2 separate regions of the Homo sapiens genome follow, and region 1 is linked to region 2. A link is an interaction called in ENCODE POLR2A ChIA-PET data of the cell type or tissue named here. Cell type or tissue: PC-9. All regions are shown on one strand. Links, peaks and the distances in the headings refer to the core of each region. The heading gives the core; the rest is flanking DNA.

The links. ChIA-PET counts read pairs that join two places held together with the same protein. Peaks named below come from ENCODE experiments on the same cell type or tissue, not always from the same donor. Only the 100,000 strongest peaks of a DNase experiment are listed, where the experiment ranks them.
Region 1: POLR2A ChIA-PET joins it to region 2 with 5 read pairs; 2 of 35 experiments call an interaction of 5 or more read pairs at or near these places.

What each region holds. Positions count from the first base shown.
Region 1 is chr2:223,457,567-223,462,950 of GRCh38, forward strand. No RefSeq gene overlaps it. Among named protein-coding and RNA genes, the nearest start is that of SCG2, 140 kb to the right of the region's middle. In PC-9, for the core only: CTCF peaks have their summits at 1,958 (motif pointing right) and 2,157; a DNase peak (open chromatin) is centred at 3,415; H3K27ac peaks cover 1,000 bases.
Region 2 is chr2:223,525,915-223,531,298 of GRCh38, forward strand. It overlaps LOC105373907 (a long non-coding RNA gene), which reads left to right. Exons shown (of 5, transcript NR_187973.1): 5 at 2,154-3,178. Among named protein-coding and RNA genes, the nearest start is that of SCG2, 74 kb to the right of the region's middle. In PC-9, for the core only: a CTCF peak has its summit at 382; a DNase peak (open chromatin) is centred at 427.

The sequences.
Region 1 (5,384 bases), core at 319-5,318, 68 kb before region 2:
GGCAATCAGGAAAGCATATGTTGACTTGAAGGTGTCATGAGATGAAGAAAACTGAAGTGCTGAGCCACCACATGGAAGGTGCCTTAGCTAAAGTGTTGCCATACTTGGAAAATTAATGTGAGTAAAAAAATAACTTTCATTATTTAAAGCCAATAAAAATTTGGAGCATAGCCAAGCCTATCCTGACTGATACACAAGATTAGGCAATGGAGAGTAATGGGGCAGTGCTCCTCATGTAGGATGGCCAAGGAAGGGTCCTCTTACAAAGTGGCAATAGCAGTACAGTTATTGTTATTTGGATGTGAATTTCAGAGTCAAGAAGGGGTAGCCGTGGAGAGGAATGGTTCTGGGATATTGCTGGTGGGCCCCTGCTTGAGTCATGGGAGGACACTTGTCAAAAGTATCGATACCTTGGCCTCACCCTAGACCTGCTGCGTTAGACCCTCTGGAGGCAGCTTTAGGATTCTGTGATTTTAATGAGCTCCCCAGGTTATTCTGATGCACAGCCAGCTCTTGCAACCACTGCATTCAGCTTCAAGCCCTGATGGTTTACCTTTCTGATATATATGGTATGATATATAGAAATTTCAAATTATATGCCTCTCAGTCTTTTCCTTACTCTGACAGGAAAAAAAAGGAAAACCACATTTCAATTCTCATCAAAAGGACTTTATCTTTTTCCCATAATTCTGACAGAATATGATTCCTTATATGTCTGTCTTAGTTTGATGGAATCGACTTTAAGTCTTCAAGTCATAATAATATGAAAGACAGGTGTTTTTTATTTGTTTGTCTTATTTTGACAGGATCAAACTGTAACTTCAAGAATATTATTTTGAGAAAGAAACATCGTGGTAGCCAGAATGTTTTTGCTGTTAGAATTTTTAAAAAATGAAGATCATTTATTGAATGCTTCATGTATGCACAATCATGCTGCAAAGTAATATATACTCCTCATTGAAATTTAATTTTCACAAAAATATTGGTGCCTTAAAATTTTTACTCTTTCCTTTCAATGATAGCCTAAAAACTTTTATTTTAATAACTACATTAATGAATAAATTAAAAAATTTAACCCAAGAAGCTGTAAAGAAGAATAGATTCTTGAGTAATTGTGAATTCATAGTCTTCATTCTAGTTATTTTATATATGTGAAAACTGAGTGATAAAACCTGCATTCAAGGCTTTAAATTTAGAACTAAAAAGGAAAGCTGCTGCCCAGAGGAAGGACTTACTATAGATAATTACTTTATAAGGTAGCCTCTATTCGATGTTCCAATTTCATATTTTTTAAAGCCAAATATAAAGTATGTATCACATCTAAGCCTCTTTGCAATTCTGTATAAAAATACTTTTTTAATTAAAATGCGGAGAGATGGTATACAAAGCAGACTGATCACATTTGTTTTTCTCTACTCCATTCCAGAACCTCCTTCTATAACAGCAAAACTATATAATGTATACAATTTTACGCCTTTATACAAAGTCAAGAGAACAGGGTAAAATCCTGCTTGCTGCACATAACGGAAGAAAAGTTAATACCAACGAATCCCTCCTCCAACTACCACAAAGACAAGAAGGATATGCCAATTCACCATAAACTACAATGATGGTGGAGAATAGGTCAGTTTCTCAGCATTGCAGCTTCAGCCCACAAGATTCCTGTATTTCCCCATATGGGACACTCAATGAGAGAGTGAGTGAATGAGAGAGAGGCACTAGATGACAAAACATTTACCCCTGGATTTTTGAGTCACCTTTTTACTTCAAATCCCAGATGACTCTAGCCAAATAAAAGGATAAATATTCTGTGTTGACCTATTTCCCTCAACCAGAGCCTGGGAAAGAATCTAAAATGGTAATTTGGAGGATGCCTCTTGCTGACAACCGAATGATCCTTTAAATTCAATCAGGTCTTTTAGTTATTAAACAATAACATTTGTTTATTATTATTGTTAAATTCACCACCAGAGGGAGCTCATCTTTTCCTGTCATCTAGAGACCAATAGACTACAAAGTAACGACTGTTCTCCTAATTTCAGTATTAAAATATATAATTTTTGCCTGGGATAAATGTTGGAATGTGTGTTTACATTGAGCTATTCTAGTTGTCTCAGAAAGCAGCAGAGAAACTTCAATCAACCACAAATTTGTTCTCCAATTTATTACCTCCTCACAACTTTCCCCAATGAAAAGAGAAAAATAAATCTACCTAGAGAATTACATTTTCCTCATGTACGCCTCTGGAATTTACCACACTTTTCTAATGAAGCATCACTTCAGAATTTTCTAGGCTCTCTGAGTCAAAGCACAGCAGAAGGATCTTTGGAGAAAAACGATTGGCTGCTTGATGTTTGCTAAGTCATTTGAAAGTCTAAGATATCTCAAATGGAAATCTCCATCTGTGGTGACATAAAATACATCTATATTTAATGTTAATAGTCACTAATATTAAGTGTAAATAAGCAGAGAGAAAGATCGTAGGACCCTTATTCACCAAATGGATGTAATCCATAACTAATTTTAAAAAATGAAGTCAATCTTTTGGTAGGGAAGTGAATGATCTCTGAAGGTAAACTAAAATCAAGTCCTAGAAGATGATATTTTAGTTTTCTTTTAGCATCTGCTTGTCAAAAGCAAGAATTTGATTTATTTAAGTCCTTTTTACTGCTAGTAGCAAATATATGCTTTTTAGGAAGCAGGACCATTTTTATATTTTTGAAACTCAGTGAGTCTGCTATACCTGTAAATATTTGAATACTATAAATGACTAGTGCTGAGGAGAAGGATATAGTGTTTCATTAAGTATTTGCTCCATTTTTAAAGAGCCCGTGACCATGGCAACCAGGTGCTGCCAACTGACCCCAATGGCAGCCACACTTGCTGCTTTATCTCAATTGCTACTGGGAGCACACAAGCTTTATAGATTTATTGAATCACATTAGATTATAGGCAATTTTTAAGTGGTTCAAAAGGAGAGGAATAGCTTGTTTTTAATCTAAAGAAGTAGAATTGTTATGCATGCATTATTTCCTGCAGGTAATATTCATACACAATTTAAGGATTTTAAGAAACAAACGAAAGAGATTTGTGGACGAATACGGCAGACAGATCATATGTGCTTATTCTTTGCTCCACCCCAGCACCTCTTTCAATACCAGTTAAAGGACATAAGGTAATAATTTTATGCCTGTCTACAAAGACAAGAGTGCAGGAGAAGAGAAGAGGGAAGGCCAGATTGTCAACAGAATTTTGGAAGTTGGAAAATAGATGGATGAGTCATAACTCATTTACAGAGCAGAAATGTTGAAACCAAACTGTCTGTTGGGGGTGGAGGAAATGACAATAACAAGCAAGCTGATTCATGCCATAGACCCTCAAAGGCACAGTGATAAGAGGGGTTAGAATCTTCTGAATAAGCCTAGGATGTGGAGCTGGGAACACAAGACCTAGTTGATTGAGCACTCACACCCCTAAATTTGCACCCCCAGACACTGAGTAAGGTAACTTTCCTGGAGAGGCAAGCTGAGGGAGCAGTGTATCATAGGGCTGAAAACAAGGGTAATGAGTGGAAATCTGGATACCAAAGAGCCAGGCAGTCAGCTTCCTGCCCCACCCAGCTCTCAAGCCCTGGACTGGATATTGGCTGATTCTTCTTGAGATATAGGCAAGACACTGCTTTCTTATTAATCTCATACTAGTATTAGACTTTTAAACTATATATACATATTTATCACTAAAAAATAATAATAAATTATTAATAGCAGGAAAAAACTGATTTGAATCAGTGCCCCAAGCCATAGAGATTACATATGTGGTATATAGTGAAAAATTTTAACGTGCATGTCGCTACTCAGTTATGCCAAGTGACAGCTTGTTGTTGGACTTATTCTGTTGCCTTGGAATTGGACATAGAGAGCCAAAGTGAGGCTTGAAATACTGAAAGTAACTGCATCCTAAAAAGAGCTGCAAAAAATGAAGATGAGACAACCTCTCCAGAGCTTATAAAGATGTAAACAGATACTGCTACCCCCAGCCACTATGTCCAATACCTATCTTCTTCCTCTCCAATCTCTTGATATGGTTTGGATCTATGTCCCTACCAAATCTCATGTTGACCTGTAATCCCCAGTCTTTGAGGTGGGGCCTAGTGGGAGGTGATTAGATCATGGGGGTGGACTTCTCATGAATGGTTTAGTACCATGCCTCCTTGGTAATGTATAGTGAGTGAGTTCTCACCAGATCTGGTTGTTTAAAAGTGTGTGACACCTCCTTCCACCATCTCTCTCTTCCTCCTTTCCAGCCATGTGAAGCGCTGGCTCCCTCTTTGCCTTCTGCCATGATTGCAAGTTTCCCGAAGCCTCCTCGGTAGCCAAGCAGATGCCAGCATCATGCTTCCTGTACATTCGGTGGAACTGTGAGCCAATTAAAGCTCTTTTTTAAATAAATTATCCAGTCTCAGGTATTTATGTATAGCAATGCAAGAACAAACTAATATGGAAAATTGGTACTGAGGAGTGGGGCATTATTATAATGATACCTGAAAATGTGGAAGCAGCTTTGAAACTGGATAATGGGCAGGCAGAGGTTGGAACGGTTTGGAGGGCTCAGAAGAAGACAGGAAGTTGAGGAAAAGTTTAGAACTTCCAAAAGACTTGTTGAATGGTTGTAACTAAAATGTTGATAGTGATATGGAGAGTGAAGTTGAGGCTGAGGAGGTCTCAGATGGAAATGAGGAACTTATTGGGAACTGGAGTAAAGGTCACTTTTGCTATGCTTTAGCAAAGAGTCTAGTTGCTGTCAGGCCTCTGAGCCCAAGCTAAGCCATCATAACCCCTGTGACCTGCACGTATACATCCAGATGGCCTGAAACAACTGAAGAACCACAAAAGAAGTGAAACAGCCAGTTCCTGCCTTAACTGATGACATTCCACCATTGTGATTTGTTCCTGCCCCACCCTAACTGATCAATGGACCTTGTGACATTCCTTCTCCTGGACAATGAGTCTCAGGAGCTCCCCACCAAGCACCTTGTGACCCCCGCCCCTGCCCGCAAGAGAAAACCACCTTTAACTGTAATTTTCCACTACCTACCCAAATCCTATAAAACTGGCCCACCCCACCTCCCTTTGCTGACTCCTTTTTCAGACTCAGTCCACCTGCACTCAGGTGATTAAAAAGCTTTATTGCTCACACAAAGCCTGTTTGGTGGTCTCTTCACATGGATGCACGTAAGAGTTGCATTATGCCCCTGCTCTAGGGATCTGTAGAACTTTAAACTTGAGAGTAATGATTAAGGGTTTTTGGCAGAAGAAATTTTAAGCAACAAAACATTCAGGATAGCCTGGCTACTTCTAACAACCTATGCTTATATGTGTGAACAA
Region 2 (5,384 bases), core at 107-5,106:
AGGAGGTATATCTGGGCCCTGTCCCCCAGTGAAAATTCTGCTTAATCCCAAAGTCTTGAGATGTGAGGATTCCTACCCACTGATGTTTGGTGTCTGTCATAAGGTAGGCACTGAAGGCATCCCCTCAACACACATCCAGAGTGCAGGTATTCCCCTCCCCTAACTTTCCTGCCAAGAGTCTCAATTTACCAGCAAAGAAGTTCAACCTGGGCCACATGGCTGATTCATGATAAGAAGTGTTCTTCAGGAAGAAGCCTCTCCCTACTGTTATTCAGTGATGTGAAATTATAAAACTGGAATCCAAGAAATCATGAGTGGCAAGACCCAGTGTATAAATCAGTCCCTGACTTCCATATCTGTGCTTTCCATAAGATGTCACCAGCTCTCTTGTTGCCTGACATTTAACACTCACAGAGCAATGAGTCAGACAGGCTGGAATAAAACATCAGGCACCTGGGTTTCCTTGTTAACTGCCTGGTAATCATTTGAAACACCACCTCCAGTACCAAGAAACAACAGTCCCTGATGGTGGAAGAATTGGGGCACAAAATCTTGGTATGGAGCATTATGTTAAAATCCCAGCCTTCTATCCCCATATGAACAGTGACCTTAAAAAGAAAATCATGAGATTGAGTCATTATTAACATCCAAGTCTTGTAAACTCTTATTTATTAAAAAGAAAATCATGAGATTGAGTCCTTATTGGCATCCAAGTCTTATAAACTCTTAATTATACTTTAAATTCTAAGTCCAGCAGCTTAATCACCTGTTTTTAGATTTAGCTGTTGGCTACTGAGAGCTTAGAGATTGTGTGGTTTGTTCAGGCAGCCCTAGTAGATTAAATGCCACTTATCATCAGAGAAAGATTGAGAGAGGTACAAAAAAAAAAAAAGGAGAGAGAGAGATTGGAAAGAGAAGTAATTGTTGTTTGAGCTTACTATTTATATTTCCTGACATTAATTGGTAGCACCATAGAAAGTACCAAAAAGTCAACCATGTACTGATGTTAGAAATATAATTTCCAAGTGTAAGTACCACAGTATTCTGGATATCTTGTGTTTCACTTGACGTCTTCAGAATTATGCAAGTGATTAACAAAAAAGCCCAATAATATACCCATCTTTTAGTCCATTAGTTTTTGTTTTCAAGTATCAGTTATTAAGCGCTCACTACATGCCTAGTACTGTGGTGAGAAATTTACTTCCATAATCTTACCTAATCCTCACAACAATTATTTAAGATAAGTATTATTATCTCATTTTTTTTTTTTTGAGACAGAGTCTCGCTCTGTTGCCCAGGCTGGAGTTCAGTGGCGTGATCTTGGCTCACTGCAAGCTCTGCCTCCTGAGTTCACACCATTCTCCTGCCTCAGCCTCCCGAATAGTTGGGACTACAGGCACCCGCCACCACACCCGGCTAATTTTTTTTTGTATTTTTTTAGTAGAGATGGGGTTTTTCACCGTGTTAGCCAGGATGGTCTCGATCTCCTGACCTCATGATCCGCCTGCCTCGGCCTCCCAAAGTGCTGGGATTACAGGCGTGAGCCACTGCGCCCGGCCTATTATCAGATTTTTTTTTTATTATACTTTAAGTTTTAGGGTACATGTGCACAATGTGCAGGTTTGTTACATATGCATACATGTGCCATGTTGGTGTGCTGCACCCATTAACTCATCATTTAGCATTAGATATATCTCCTAATGCTATCCCTCCCCCGAAAATGTGGCACATATACACCATGGAATACTATGCAGCCATAAAAAGTGATGAGTTCATGTTCTTTGTAGGGACATGGATGAAGCTGGAAACCATCATTCTCAGCAAACTATCGCAAGGACAAAAAACCAAACACCACATGTTCTCACTTATAGGTGGGAATTGAACAATGAGAACACATGGACACAGGAAGGGGAACATCATACACCAGGGACTATTATCTGATTTTAAAGGAGAAAAGTGAGACAACTTTCTGATCTCACACAGTAATTAGGAATTTAAACTCAGAGTTGTCAGATGCCAGAGGCTACCCTCTAAAGCAGTACACTAGACATCTACCCCAAGATGAACCTGATATTGATAGAATCTCAGTTATTGCATTCTGGCATTATTGATTATCTTTGTAAACACTTATTATTTTCACTGCTTTTTCCTAGTTATTAAAGAAAATCTTGATGCTAATGAAGAACACTGCACTCCAATTCGTCACTGAATTAATTTCCTGAGTAAGGAGGAGAAGGCGGTATTATTTTCAGGACAAAGATTAGCTTCATCGCTGCCAAAAGCTTGGTGTTACACTAGGATGTTAACGATGTGTCATTTTGGAAGTGAATCACGGACATAATCAAATTCCACTTCTGGCAGCAGAGAAGAGAATACAGCTGTGTATAACTCTGAGCTGGTTCTCTTATTCACATACACCATCTGCTTTCTGTTGCTTTAGATAAAATTTTTTATTTCAGGATTTAAAAATGCTTTAAATTCAATAATTATCTAACTAGTGAATCATGTGAAAAAAAAACAAGATAGAGACAGCATAATGCTTTGTCTTCTAGTCTCTTCTTGTCTAATGGTATTTCAGTAATGAGGTCTAGATACATGGTGACATAGCAGGTATTCCTTTTAATTATCAGCCTGAGACAGAATAAGAATGGGACTTTCCCCCAACCATGTCCCATCAAGGACTGCAAGCTGGTGAGGGGAAGGGCTCCTGGCCAGCAGAGACCCCAATCAGATCATTCAGACCCTGCATCATAATCTTGTGCATGGTGCCATAGCCACTGACTACAGGAAATTGAAGAAGCTAAAATAAGCAATTCCCACCATAAATCTTACTCAAGAGAGTCCACCCTAACTCCCACATATGCACAAGACCAGGAGATGACCAACCCTTAACCTCAGCTTCATTACTAAAAATCACATACTAAAAATCACACCCAGGGGTAGAGACTTAACATGCAAATGAGACATGCAACATATGAAGAAGCATGTTATCAAACTGCCCAAGTGCTAACAGTTCCCTGCCTCTGCATACCCAAACACCATTCCTTTCCCTCTGCAGCCCTTTTAAAACTGTCTTTTCATCTCCCTCTGGGGAGCCAGCCAGAAAATTCTCTCTCTCTGTTGCTGCCTCCTTTATGCCCTGGTGTAAGTTCCAATAAAGACTTGTCTGGGCAAACTCTTTGGGCCTCATGTCAACTTATATTGCATTGAAGGTCCAAGAACCCAGGGTCAGTAACAAGCCAGCCTTTAGAGTCAGTTGCTCTGGCAAGACCAGGCATTTTGGGGAAGACCTTAACTCTTCCAGTTCAGTCCTGGCAACTCCTTGGGATATTCACATAAATGGTTCAATGCACTGAGCACAGAGACAGCTTGAGCCAGGGGGTCTTTGCCCTGGCCAGCTGTAAGGTTATAAGTCACAGTTCAAAGTGAGTGTGAGACTCTCTCAAGCCAAAGTTGGTTTTATCCAATCAAGAAGAACCTTCAATGGAGATCTCTGGTCTCTACCAAGATAAATTCAGGTCATTCAGAGCAGTCCAGCAATTTCAGGAGCAAAAATAATCAGGCTAGCTCTAGTTCCTAAAAGACGTGAACTTCTGCAAGGTATTTCATCTCTCTGGGTCCTGATTGCTCATCAGTGAAATGAAAAAAAATACCTTCCTAAACCTCTTATGAATTTAGGAGGCCAAGATGAAATAATAAGCGGGAAACACCTTTGAAAGTGCTTTATTCCAGGTGGTGGTGACATCATTAGTATTGTCTATTTGCTGCTGATGACCATCCCCTTACAGGCGATCCCTGGACAGCTGTGGATTTTGAAAGTTCATTATATTCTCCCAAGGTTGCAAATTCAGGTAAAGAACCAATATGCATTAACTGGTCACAGGCAAAGAATCTTTGTGGGCAGCAGCTTTCAATCTTTTCACCACTCCGACGTGTGTATCAGATGACTTTTACATTTTACACATAGCTAGATTCCTATAGATATAAAACAGCAACCTAGTTGTACACACATGCCTTTCTTTCCCACTTCAAAAAGTAAGTGGGTGAAAATGAATCCATCTGTGATATTGTGAAATATATATTTGGTCTTCTTTCTTATTTCCTGGCATAGAACTTCTAAAATCCTTGGAATCCCTCAAGTGCTATCTTTTTGTATGCTAATGGTGACTGACAGCTTTAAGATGAGGGCTGGTCACAGGAAAAACAAAAATATGAATGGGGGGTGGGACTGACAGTCCCCTCCCCAATCTCTCTTCTGGGGATAGGGGAGGAGCTGAAAGTCAAGTTGGTCACCTATGGCCAATGGTTTAATCAATGCCTAATGAATCCTCTTTAAGAACTCAAGAGAACAGGGTTCAGAGAGCTTCCAAATAGCTGAACACGTGGAGGTTATTGGAGGGTGGCGCTTCCAGGGAGGACACGGAAGCTCCTTAACATACTCTTTCACTTCTACTGAGAGAGGCAGGATGCAGAGAAATCCTAGGCAGACAGGGGCAGATCCCTGGTGAAACCCCACCTTCAAGCTGAAAAGCCTGAAACCCGTGGCCCAAAGTGAGAACTTCTATCACTGTTTGCCTGCTGTCTCCTGATTGGCTCTTTCCAAATGATGTCTTTTTACCAATCAAACGTTGTCTTTTCCAAAACTACCTAAGGCCTTCCCCATTCCCCATCCTGTGCTTATAAAGACCCCAAATTCAGTCAGTAGAGAGACAGAAGCCACTTGACTGGAGAGAGGTAACTTGACTTCAGAGGGGCAACTGTACTTCGGAGGAGAGATGGTTTAACTTTGGAGAGGTGGCTTGATGTCAGGGAAGAGCCAGCCAGAGCCAGCTGGACTTTGGGGAAAGATTACCTGCCCACCCCATCCTCTCTCCAGCTCTCCTCTCCTCTGAAAGCCATTTCCATTGCTTAATAAAATTCTCCACCTTCACCATCCTTCAAGTGTTCCAGCAACCTCATTCTTCTTGGACACTGGACAAGAGCTCAGGACCCACCAAGTTCAGGTACCAAAAAAAGGAAGTCGCACTGGCCCTTTGCCCTCACTGGCAGAGGCCAGCTGCCTCACGTGATGAGGCAAGGGGCCCACTGAGCTGGTAACACACTGCTGTCCACAGATGGTGGAGCTAAGAGAACATTGTACATGTGCTCTGGGGTTTCGGGGGTTGCAGACACCTCCACCTGGGTGCCACCATGGGGCCTGCATGGAGCTTGCTTCTGCTGGTGCCCAAAGCAGCCAGCTAGATCCCACACTCACTCACGAGCTCCCTCCTACAAGAGGTTGAGCATGATGGGCCATATAGATGGGGTATCCCCATCACAAGTCCAATAAAGGGGTTGAGAAAAATCATGCATTACTACCTCTCCGTGTGCAACACTTCATCTAT